Regions from separate parts of the Mus musculus genome. Here region 2 is linked to region 1. Evidence: chromatin contacts called from ENCODE Hi-C or POLR2A ChIA-PET data. All regions are on one chromosome and are shown on one strand. The core of a region is the stretch at or near the end of the contact, and the rest is flanking DNA. Distances in the headings are between cores, read along the strand shown. Region 1 holds the start of Mbnl2 (muscleblind like splicing factor 2). Region 2 overlaps Mbnl2 (muscleblind like splicing factor 2).

Region 1 (5,773 bases), core at 1,100-3,599:
AGACTTTGACAATGGATTTCAGGTTACTGTTGGAGAGGGAAGTGAAGAAAAGTGTCAGGCTTTTGGCTCTTATAAATCAGTAAGTGTGACATCGTTTCTTGTGATACCAAATAACCAGCATGTTTGTGTGTGACTTCTTGTCCAACACAGAAATTACGCCAATGACAGACATCCTCTAGTGCAGCTCTGTCACACCAGCCTTTGTAGAGATGCTTTGTGCACATTCTCTTAATTAATGTAGGACACAGACCTAGCCTTCTAAAATGGCAAGATCAGCTCAGGCAAGCTAGCTACACAAGGCTGCATTGTTAGAGGCTTAAAATAGTCTGGGACAACGACCAGTACAGAAGCCTTTTGAACATGAGAGAGGCTGATGTGGGTGAGGCCGGCATAGCTGAAGAAATGGCAGGTGATCTGAGGTCTGTACAGTGTGTAAGGAGGGGAAGCGAACATGGGGTAGAGAGCAGGGAGCTTCATTTAGGAAAATGGCAGACTTAAAGTGGACTATAAAGGCAGGGGCCACATTTAGCAGGACCTTGAAAGTCTGTAATTTGGATTTTATGGAGGGACAGGTTTGAGTGTAAAAGGAACATGACTTTACATGACTTCAGAAAAACCTGTCTGGCAACAGGGAAGACCAGAACCGACGTGCCTTGAGGACCAGAGGCTATCAATTAGCTTTTGTACCATACAGGGAATAGGTCAGGGCTCTGGCCGAGCTGGGAGGAGAACACTAAGAGGCTTAATGTCTCTGGGTGAGAAATGGGCTTGACAGAGACTAAAGTCTAAGTAATAAGATTGTAAAAAATGGGGATTTCGTGTCAAAAGCAGGAGGAGCTGGGGAAGAAGGTAAGTTTGAGATCAACACTCAGGTATGTGTGCATAGGTGTATTAACAGTTTAAAAAGATTTCCACTTGTTTAAATGTAGCTAATTTAACTTTCCAGGAAAAACAAAACAAAACAACAGACTTAACCAAAGCCTATCAAAGATAATATTGACTAGAAATGAAAATCAATATTAGAGATTAAAGTGAAGAGGAGTAAAATAAGATATTCTATTGAAGAAAATTAGTCCACAAGTCACAAGAAATGATGTGTTTTAAGAACACAATTCCAAAATCTAAAAATACCAAAACCATTACATTCTGCCCTGTTACTCCATTCCAGATGCATTCGTTAAACAGTTGCAGAGAGAGAGAGAGAGAGAGAGAGAGAGAGAGAGAGAGAGAGAGAGAGAGAGAGAGAGAGAGGCTCAATCTTTCAGATGAATAGGATCTTTGTTCTTGCCTGTAGTTAGTCACGGGACCTTCATACTTAATTTTTAAGATGCAAAATGTTGTGTTTTGTGGAAGGAAAATGTGTGCTTATTGTGTTTTCTAAATGCCATATGTTTTTGTTTTTGTTTTCAAAGCATGCAGAAATGCTGTTGACTGAGAAGAAGAAAAAAATAACCCTTTCCGTTCTTTTTTTTCTTGCTTTATCTTAGGGAACCTCTGGCATCTGTGGGTCAACCTTTGTAGATTGAAAATGGAGGATGTCCCTTAGGTCAGTGCCATGTGTATTCAGCAGTAAACGCCCTCCAGCAGTCATTGCGGCACTAAAGACAGGATGGGCAACGTATGAGCATTTATCAAATGGCATCTAAGAAGGTTAAGACACAGTTAATCCCCCAGTGGGTGCCAGCCAAGAGCCTCAAAGCTTAATGTAGAGATATCAGTTCTGTCCTTCGGCATCCCCTAATTGAAGTCTCTAGTGCTCTGGAAACTTAGATGGAAAATATATGGGTTCCAGTAAGTAGCCACTGAAATGACAGCTCTCTAGAAAAGCTGTGTGCTGGGGCTTCAAGCATGGTCTGGTCTTCAGTGTGCAATCCAACTTGGCTATAGCCTCCCTCCGTCATGGAAATTGCCTGCAAATGTTTCGTAAGGTATCACTTTGCATGAAAAACACTGAATTGTCTCACAAACGAATGTGTACATCTATGTCAGTATGCTTCCTCAAACGCCCTAAGACTTTAGTTTGGGATCCAATTGGATTTCTTGGCCATCTTAGGAGTTTCGTGATTCCCGGAGTGTTTATGATGCAACTCCCAGCTACGGGCTGGGTGTCTCGAAGCGTATTTGTCTGAGCTACCCCTCTCTGTGCTCTGCCAATTATGTGCCACTTTGTCTCGGAGCTATGACTGCTTTCCTCGGAGAGGGAGATCCCTTTTCCATCAGTATGGACGCACTGTTTTCAGAGCCTGCCAGCGCTGTGTTGCTGTGTCAGTCATCCTATGAGGACCAGTTTCAGACGAGGAGGGCTGACGAGCTGGCCGGGGATTGGTGGGCTGAGCCTGGGCGGGGCCTGTGGGAAGGAAGGGCTGCAGCTCACAGCAACAGAGTTTAGACTGTCTTTGCTTCATCATCTGAAGGTAAAATTTTCCAGCCACGGCCGGCGGCTCGCAGAGTACAATAAACAGGGACGGAGAACTATTTGCATGGACCCCCCTTCCTCATGATGCGGTGGAGAAGCCACGGCCACTCGGTCCTGCCAGATGTTCTTGGGGTTACTGTACATGGGGAAGACGAGCAGAGCTAAACAAGGTAGGAGAAACAACCCCCCCTCCCCAATTTTTTTTTAATGTTTAAAGAGTTTGCTGCAGTATGCTGCATTCCATGTGTGTGCTTAGGGAAGCCAGGGAGACCGATTCCACTAATTCGAACGGAATACTCGCAGGAAACCCTGGAGTTTTACGTAACGTTTGGATTTGAGAACAAGAAACGGCAAAGCTGGAATCTACGCCGCCCGTTTAGGGTGAGGCATTAAAAAAAAAAAAAAAAAACCGAGGTTTTTATTTATTTATTTAAAGGACAGATTTGTTTATTATTATTATCTTTAATTATCTGAAAGATCCAGGCCAGGATTATCTTAAGATAATGGAGGTTTTTTACTGCCAGAGTGGGCTACAGAATAAAGTTTACGTGTTTCCTGTTCTTTGAAAACATACTTGAAATTAAGAATTTAAAAAAAAAATCTGCTTAAATAATCATCGGCTGAACGTTTGGGACGAAAATATGTCTGTTTCTTGGAAATTGGGGGCCACCCTGGTGCTACAGGGCAATGGCTTTAATTGAGTTTCAAAAGCACATTTTAAGCAGCACCAGGGCAGAAGAGGAAGCTTCCTGGCTAGTCTTAGACACTGTGGTTCAATGTTTACATTGCTTTTCCTGGCAGCCTCTGTCTTTGTTTCCAGCTTAAAAGTGGAACCATTATATTCAAAAGTAAGGCTGGGTTAATAATGCTTACTGCAATTATCTGATCTGTATGCATTTTTAATGAGAACACACAGCCAGCAGAATAATTTAATGAGAGCAGGCTAGCTTTTAAAGCTGGGCTCTCACTATGCCCAGCCAGATCAACTTTCTTGCCGAGAAGCAGCGGCTGGAAAGGGTGAAGCAGATTTATTTTTAACACACTTGGCCCAGGAGAAGGGAAGGCTTTCTCTGTGTTAAAGAATTCTTTCTGCCCTTTTCCGTTTTAAATTTCTGCCAGGCTGAGGAAACCGTGTTTTTTTTGTTAGGCCTTGGAAGCATGTGTTTACAATAAATGTGTAACATTTTTAGAATAGTTAGCAAGCACTGAAGCGAAGGGGGGAAAAAAAACTTGCCTAACTGCCACCTCCGTGAATGTTCTAATGTTCTTCAAAAAAGCCTTACTGTCTCTTTAAAAGACAAAGATTAAGTCGGAAAATGTCTATTAGGGCATTTTTATATTTAGGCAGCAACAAGGAACAAAAATTAAATGAGACATTTTATCATCTATGTAAGAGGAAGTTTCTTCCTCTCGTTTGCTCCGTTCTGAGGGAGAGCAGTGCTCATTTAAATAAGGGCAATGCCACGTACCACGGTTTTTACTTTCAAGGAGAAGTGCAGGACACTAGCCCAGAACTCCTGACGTCATCCCCCAACTATTTCTGCTGTGTGTTCTTCTATTCAGCTTGTGGAAAGGAATAGTTCTCTATGTCCAGGCCAGGAACATTCGAACTCCCAGTTGGCAGGACTTGAGTTATGTCTTCCCATTTAAACCCACAGCCCATCCATCCCCCCTCACAGGCCAAATAGGGCAACTTTGCCTACCTGCCTGTCTGCCCAGGTTTTCTGCAGGCTTCTGGCTTGGCTAGAGAAAAGCCATGGCCTGCCTCAGGGAGCCGGATTTCACTTTCTTTCTGGTCTAACTCGCTCTGTGTCGTGGCTCAGTAAGCCTTCCTGTGTGGCCTATCCCAGGGGGTCCCGTCCCAGGGGGTCCTATCCCAGGGGGCCCATTCCCAGCCCCCCTGGAAACTTTACCTAAGGCCCAGGTTATGCTACCAAGTTCAAGGTTGATTGGCTGGTGGGTGACAGCTGCTTTCATAGATACAGCACCGTGTCCTAAGGCAGATGGCTCAAAGGAAATAAAATACACTAGTCCCTGCTGTTAACCCTGTGACACAGGTGGCACTCCTCTTGCACACCCTTGATTGTACGGATCTGGAGAAAGGTTAGTGTTTATTGAGGTTCCTTTTAAAGAAAGAATTTGGGCTAGAGCACACTGCAGTTCCCTGGAGTCCCTACTACCAGCTGGCCCTCCTGCACCACTTACTTAGTGTGGCCTTGAGCAAGTGCCTACCTCAGTTTCTCTTCAGGGACCTAATACTTATTACACTTTCTCTCCTAGAATTCTAGGGACCTGTTTTGTACAAACAACAGTAACAAAAGTTGTTTGTCTCCTGGGACAATTCACTGTGTAAAGTACAAAGGGAAGGGGCCTCTGTGTGGAAACATTGTGGGCAATGTCTTGGGCTGTTTAGATATAAGGCTACAAAATACAAAACCTCCAGTCTCTCCGTTTCTTATAAATTTTCTAAAGATGCCTAAGCCACAAATGAAATTTCCAAGGAAGTCAAGGCATGGTTGTTAGCGTTTCCTCCATCCGTCTCACCTAATGTTCTAGAAGCTGCTGGGCAGGCCAACCTCTGCCAGCAGTGGGCTTCCTAGAGTTGTGCTGGCCTAAGTTTCAGTTCTGACTTCGCGTCTTGTAAGAAATCTATGAGTGTGGCGGAAAGGAGAGCTAAAACCCGGCGGAAGGGAGGAAAAGATGCTTGTGAAATATATTGGTCATGCGGCTCTACTGCTGAACAGCCTGCCTTCACTCTGCTCGTTGTTTTAATTTGCTGTTGCCATGGTGAAAACAAATCAATATCACATGGCTCCCAGCCAGTCCCAAGCTCTGGGAGCGCCATAGAGATCCAAGAGCAGGTACTCTGGATTTCAAGCAGGAATGGGGAGCGGGCGACTTGGATCCTGAGCGCTAGTAAATTCCTCCTGCAGAAGGAGTTGGGTCAGTCTGACACACATTTATCTCTTCCTTTCTTCTTGCATTCTCTTATCAGCAATGAAAAAAAAATGTGGGAAGAAAGGCAAGCTGACTCATTTACATTTTCCAAAATAACGAAACAGTAGCAGTGCAGAAGCTAGTCGGGGGCTTGCAGTGGTGAAGATTTTAGTTAATGAAGAGATGGGACTGAGGCGAGAGGGAGTTTTAGAAAACAGTTTGGGTGCCTTCAGCACCTCCACAGAGAGCTACCCCTGAGAGGCCCTTGGGAGGTTAGCAGCTACTGCTGGCCTGTCAGGCAAGCGATCTGGCAACGAGGAAGCAGGTGGGCAGTTTGGAGTGAGGTGTGTCAGAGACAAGGAAGCCAGTCAGGAGCCTGAGTCATAGCAGATCAGCAAGTCAGAAGTCCATCAGGTGAGC
Region 2 (5,773 bases), core at 2,437-4,936, 38 kb after region 1:
GCCTGGGAAACCAAAATGCTTGCACCTGGGTACAAAGTGTGTATTGGAAAATGGAGCATGCAGACAGTTGTGCCAAAAGCAATAGAGTCAAATCTACAGGGTTCCTGGTTCCCAGACAGAACTAGATGCTCAGAACTAGATGTTTGCTGCCGTTGCAGTAAAAGTGAATACCGGGCACAGCATCGTGGGGCGCACTCCTCAGCCCTGGCCCTTTCATCCTCTATGGACAAGATTCCATCCTCCTGGACCTGACCCTCAGTTTCCCCTTCCATAAAATGGGAAGAAGCCTATTTGGTACCCAGATGTGACTGGTGACCATAGAAGAGCCTGTAGCTGCTTCCTTTCTCCCTGGTTCTCAGTGGTAAACTGTTGGCCCATGGTTACCATGGTGACACAGCACCAGGTGAAGTTGCTTAGAAATGATGTGGTGGCGGCAGGAGAGCAGAGCTTGGTGGTGATTAGCCTCCTAGGAAAAGTGACAAAAGGAACTGAGTCCAAGAAAAGGAGACAGAAGTACCCATTGCAAGGAGCCTGCGGCCGGAGCTCCCTCCACCCCACAGCGAACACTGACATAATCTTGTAGTGCCCACGTGTGCCCGGGCTTCTCCATTATAGATCATACATAATTGCCTGGGTCATTTTATTCCTTAGAGTTCAGACTTTAAACACAGGAATATTGGTTGTTGATTTCAGTATCCGACAGCTCAGTTTCCTTTAAGATAAGACAAATGGTTGACTCAAACCCACTTAGGTAGCCCACTCACGCATTCTTGTGGCTTGAGTTCCTCCATATCAATGGCAGCTAAAAGAAGTGTGGCTGGAAATCCCACCCCTCCCCTCAGACACTCCCTTCTTCTAGAGTTGAGTAAAATCTCTGGAAAGCAAAAAAATCTGGTTTTGAGCCGTTGTTAATAGCTCCTGAACTTCTGGGCTCTGCTCTTCGTGTTCACACGGTAGGGCGTGAGGAAGGCTTGCTCTTCTCACCATTCAAGGAGTATGTCTTGTGTAGGTTACAGGTCTGTCCGTGCTGACACCTATAGGGTTCAAGCAAGCCAGCAGGTTTCTGTCTTTCTAAGGAAACTCGTGGAACTCTCCTGTCCAGTATGTCATGTCTGGTTCTGTTCCAGGGTGCCTTTGTCCTGCACAAGTAGTGAATGTTGGTCAGAAGTGGAGAGAGGCAAAGAGCTGGAAATGTTCTCTGCATGGTGTGTCTTGATGTCCTTACCTTAGAAAGCACACTTTTAGCCCTGCCTCACAGGAGGCCACTGTCTGAGGTGTCCTTAGGGATGCATCAGCTCTGGGGTGTTAGTTATTCTGAGATGTTGCTCGGCTTGCTAGAATAAGACAAGCCAAAGAGGGAGGGCAATGGAGCACCCTCTTTTATAGCCTCTCAGGCTCAACAGCCTTTCCCCCAGACAGCTCAAGGCACCAGCACCACCGCCCTTCTGCAGGTCTGCGCCTTCAACAGCTTCTTTCTTTCCACAAGGAAGTCTGAGGTGGCTGCCACTCAGACCTGGCTTGAGAAATAACTCGGATTCTGTGTTGGTGGGAGAGAAAACAGGAGGAAGGCTAATTCAGCCATCGAGCTGCTGAGGCTCGAGCCTTCTCAGTCCTTTTTGCTTTCTTCCTTCCTTCCTGACCTGCCAAGTGCCTTCCGAGGATAGCACCACTACCTCTACTCCTAGATCCCCCAAGTCTGCACTCTGCAAATGTCCCCCTTCCCGTGACATACGTTCCCATTAGATCCCATGGCTCAAAGGGCCTGCTAACGAATCTAGGTCAAACGCAGTCGAGTTGATAAGATTTTCACAAGAGTCCCTAAAAATACATCTCTCCTTAAGTCAGCCTCGCCAGTCACCGAACAGCCACAGAGCTTGAAGGGCAGAAGTGGCTTTAGAAACTGCCAAGCCCCCCTCCCTCTTAAAGCTCACAAACTGGATTCCTGGGGAGCAGAAATAATAGCAAGAACAACAGTGGCCGAGGACTATTTCAAGTCCCATCTTGAAGATGGAACAAAGCTCAGACTGAGCTCTGGAGCCTGTCCAGCCATGTGTTCCCCATTCATGTGTTCACTCCTCATTCAGCAGGGATTTGTTCGGTGTTTGCTATGTCCCCAAGTTAGGTGCTTTGCTAGATGCCAGGGGATATACAACAGATTCAGTCCCTTTACATTCCAGTTGTAAAATAAATGTGTGAGCACTGAAACCTGACGAGGGCTTTGGAGGGAAGACGGCAGGCAGGGAGAGCCAGCACGAACAGGAGCACTGATGAAATATTACATCAGAAGAGGCCTCCCCGAAGGGTGACCTCCAAGGCGTGGCTGTCTGGGAGAGTATTGCCAGCAGAAGGGTCCAGGAGATTAAAGCGTGGAGGCAGGATGCGCTGGTCACCCTGGGACCCAGATGAAGGCCAGAATGGCTGGGAGGAAGGAACGGAGGAGAGAGATTACCAGAGAAGCTGTGGGGCCAATCACAAAGGTTGTTGCAGATTGTTGGTCAGAGAAGGCATGGCACCAACCATGAAGCCATTGTTGACTATGTCAAACTCACATGTAGGTGGGCAGAGGGCTGATCTGCTTATATTTCTGACTACTTTCCTTTTTTGCTAATTAAAGGGAAGTAGGGGTGAGGTTGGAAGTAGGGATGAGGTTGGACGTAGGGATGAGATTGGAAGTAGGAGTGAGGTGCGAAGTAAGGGTCAGGATGGGAAGTAGGGGTGAGGTGGGAAGTAGGGGTGAGGTGGGAAGTAGGGGTGAGGATGAAGAGTAGGGATGAGGATGAGAAGTAGGGGTGAGGATGGGAAGTAGGGGTGAGGTGGGAAGTAGGGGGTGAGGTGGGAAGGGGTGAGGATGGGAAGTAGGGGTGAAGTGGGAAGTGAGTGAGGATGAGAAGTAGGGGTGAGGATGGGAAGTGTGGGTGAGGTGAGAAGTGAGTGAGGTGGGAAGTAAGGGTGAGGTGGGAAGTAGAGGTGAGGTGGGAAGTAAGGGTGAGGTGGGAAGTAGCCCGAATAGATGTCTTGAGAGCCTATGCTAGAAATAAACACAGAAATAAAGGTGGTTTGGGTGATGGAGAGCCGCCAGATCCCAAATCTCTTAAGGGTCATCCATGTTGCTCACCTGTGTATTGTATTCAGGTCTGAGGGGAAGAGAAGGACAAAGGAGAGAGACAGGAGCAGAGAGAATGGGTCTGTGGGAGACATAGCTGTCTAAAGCTATAAACATTGCCTGAGTTTAGAGCCATAAAACTGGACAGAGGAGTGCTTAAGCAGAGGCCTAGAAGGCATTACAGGGTGCGCCTGTATCAGCCCTTCTGGCTCCCACATGCGGCCACCTCCTCCTCCAAAGAGCACAGGCCACCAGGCATGAACTCTGTCATAGTTCTCATCTGTGTTCCCTTCCACCTGAAAAGCCTCATCGCAAATGATGCTCAGTAAATGTTTGTTCTAAGCACTACCCTGGTCTTATCTCACCATTAAATATGCTAACCCCAGGTTGAGAGCTGTTAAATGTCAGTGCGTTCTACCCTGTGCTTCCTTCAAGGCCGTCCAGCTCTTGGCTCTCGCTAGGTGACACCTGTGTGTGTGTTTCTTATCTCACCTTTTGAGCAGCCACGCAGTGGGTAGAATTCTGGGAAGCTGCTGACTCTTGTGTTTTCTGAGCACGTGCCATTGTAGTGTGCTGAGCCCTGGTCTAACCATTCTTGGCCACTCCCAGGTCTGACGTCACTCACTGCTCTGGCTTGGCATGTACGCAGCCACACATATGCACATATGGAGATATTTATGGACTCCCAAGATGCCATACACAGTTTCTACTGGGGGAGAATAACCTTGCCACCTACCTCAGCTGCTGCCTCCTGCACGCTAATCTCCCTCGGCCTTTGGACTTCTGGGTCGTGTACACTGTATCTCAAAACCCTTAACCCGTGTTTGCATCTCTCTTCGCATATCGCTACTCTAAGCCAGCCAGGAGTGGGTAAAGAAAGACACAAGTCCAGAGTCTTCTATCCAGGCTGCCTCTCCCTGGAAGCCTCTTTGTCTAACACACTTGATATTTCTGCCTCTGCTTTCCCCCCAGTGTTGTGTTACTACCAACATCCTTGTTCTCACTTTCGGTGGCATCCAAGGGCCCAGCCCCACCCCACCCCCTGACCTGACTGAAGTGGTGGAGACGGGGAGCTACCTAGAGTTGATTTTCCGGTTGTGTGGCTTCAAGCCACCCTCTTTCTACCCCGAGGAAGAATTGAGCAGCTTGTCTTTTCGTCCCAGGAGCTGCTGGTGTCCTCTCTCCTCCTTCCTCTGCCGGTCATCTCTAGCTCACCAACTCCCACTCTCGCCCACCGTCTTCCCAAACTCCTTCCTGTTCCCTTCCTTCCAACCCCCCAAAGAAGGGAGCCTAGGAAGGAGAGTTGGGGAGGCTGCCCACCTCCTCTGTGTGTTCGCCTCAACCTCTGATTACTCTGAGGAGCTGAGGTTCCAGAAACACAGCTGCCCAAGGTCCCATCCAGTACATCCAGCATGGGGGCAGAACATGGGCATCACCCCCCCTGCAGTCCTGCTGTCTGTCCTGCTGTCCCTGTGCCTGCACGTACACCATGGCTGTGTCTGTGCTTTGGTTGCTCTTGTCTTTACTCCACAACCACAAGAACCGACACCTGGAGAATCAAGAAAAAATGACACTGCGGATCAGCTGTCCACACATGCGCCTTGCTGTCCCTGCCACAGCGGGCATGGAGGCTACCCACATCTTAGTGCTCTGCCTCTTCCTCCCTTCCTACTGGATGGCTAAGAGACGCCTATGTTGACTGTTTTTTTTTTTTTTTTTTTTTTGCTTTTTCTGTGGTCTGCCTTGCTCTTCTGTCACGACTAAGAAGCTAAGTGAACTGTGCTCAGTCCTGTTCAGGTTGCCTTTTAGTCTCCCAGAGACACACACAAGTCTGGTTTGTCGTTGCTCTCGCTCAGGGAGTGTATCTGTCTCTTAGCCATCCCATGGCCTGAGCTGCCATTTTGGGTAACTTGGATGTCACCTCGTGGCCGTATTTCCAAATGGCCCTGACTTCTTGATGGATGCTCTTCATTGGAGCACCGCATCAGGTCCTTCTGCCCACGCAGAACACACACTTTGAAGTTCTCTTTGCCTCATCTCTTTCCCGTTTCCACGGACCCCCAAAGGTTACCGCTTGCTGACGATCACTCAGGATCTGTACGTGGTCTTTCTTTGCCAGCCATCACTACAGCTGAGTTTTCCCCCACGGTTTTTCCTTTTCTCTGCAACCATTGCTCCAGCCTTTGGACAATCCCCTACTTCTTACGAGCTCCTCCAGGACACATGTTGAGAGTTGTGCTTCCCTAGGGAGTCTTTTCCAGGCATAGTCTCCTCATCCTTTTTACAGTGCTGTTTGAGGTCCTTGGTGTTCACTATGCTGGCTCAATGTCCCCAAGTGTGCTTGGACATCCTGAGACCCCTGTCATTCTTTTCCATGAGTGTCACCCCTCCTTGAGGTGCACTGTGGAAACTCACACAGCTCTGGAACTTACCGGATGTGAGTGAACGGGCTTTGATGTCTTGCATGATTCTATGAAGAATGGCAACGGTCATTCATGGCCACTAAGTGTCCAGGTAGACAGTTATAATGTCAGAAGTCCAATCACGTTGATAGAAGCTGAGACCTCGACTCTGCTCTATCTGTCTACATCAACATTCTGGGATGGCTGAGTGTTATGAGTTGTTAAAGATGACAGCAGTTGTGCAAACTGAAGCATGTTCCCTGACTAC

What was found. A loop is a pair of places that touch in the nucleus more often than their neighbours do. ChIA-PET counts read pairs that join two places held with the same protein, here RNA polymerase II (POLR2A).
Region 2: a map of heart shows a loop between it and region 1 (1.9-fold over the local background). The contact joins the enhancer-like site here to the promoter of Mbnl2 in region 1. A Hi-C loop is called at or near these places in 7 of 37 maps with a recorded cell type or tissue (Patski, T-helper 1 cell, adrenal gland and 3 more). POLR2A ChIA-PET finds 5 or more read pairs at or near these places in 5 of 5 experiments (Patski and embryonic stem cell).

The regions. Positions count from the first base shown.
Region 1 is chr14:120,273,320-120,279,092 of GRCm38, forward strand. It overlaps Mbnl2 (muscleblind like splicing factor 2), which reads left to right and starts at 2,350. Exons shown (of 8, transcript NM_207515.2): 1 at 2,350-2,586. All of the region lies in intron 2 of Gm52122 (a long non-coding RNA gene), which reads right to left.
Region 2 is chr14:120,309,515-120,315,287 of GRCm38, forward strand. The region is part of intron 1 of Mbnl2 (muscleblind like splicing factor 2); the gene reads left to right. All of the region lies in intron 2 of Gm52122 (a long non-coding RNA gene), which reads right to left. Among named protein-coding and RNA genes, the nearest start is that of Gm52122, 7.8 kb to the right of the region's middle. Within about 2 kb of position 3,687, at least 2 of the 3 ENCODE cell types and tissues checked have a DNase peak (open chromatin) inside an H3K27ac peak, as active enhancers do; they include heart, where a contact is called at or near this core.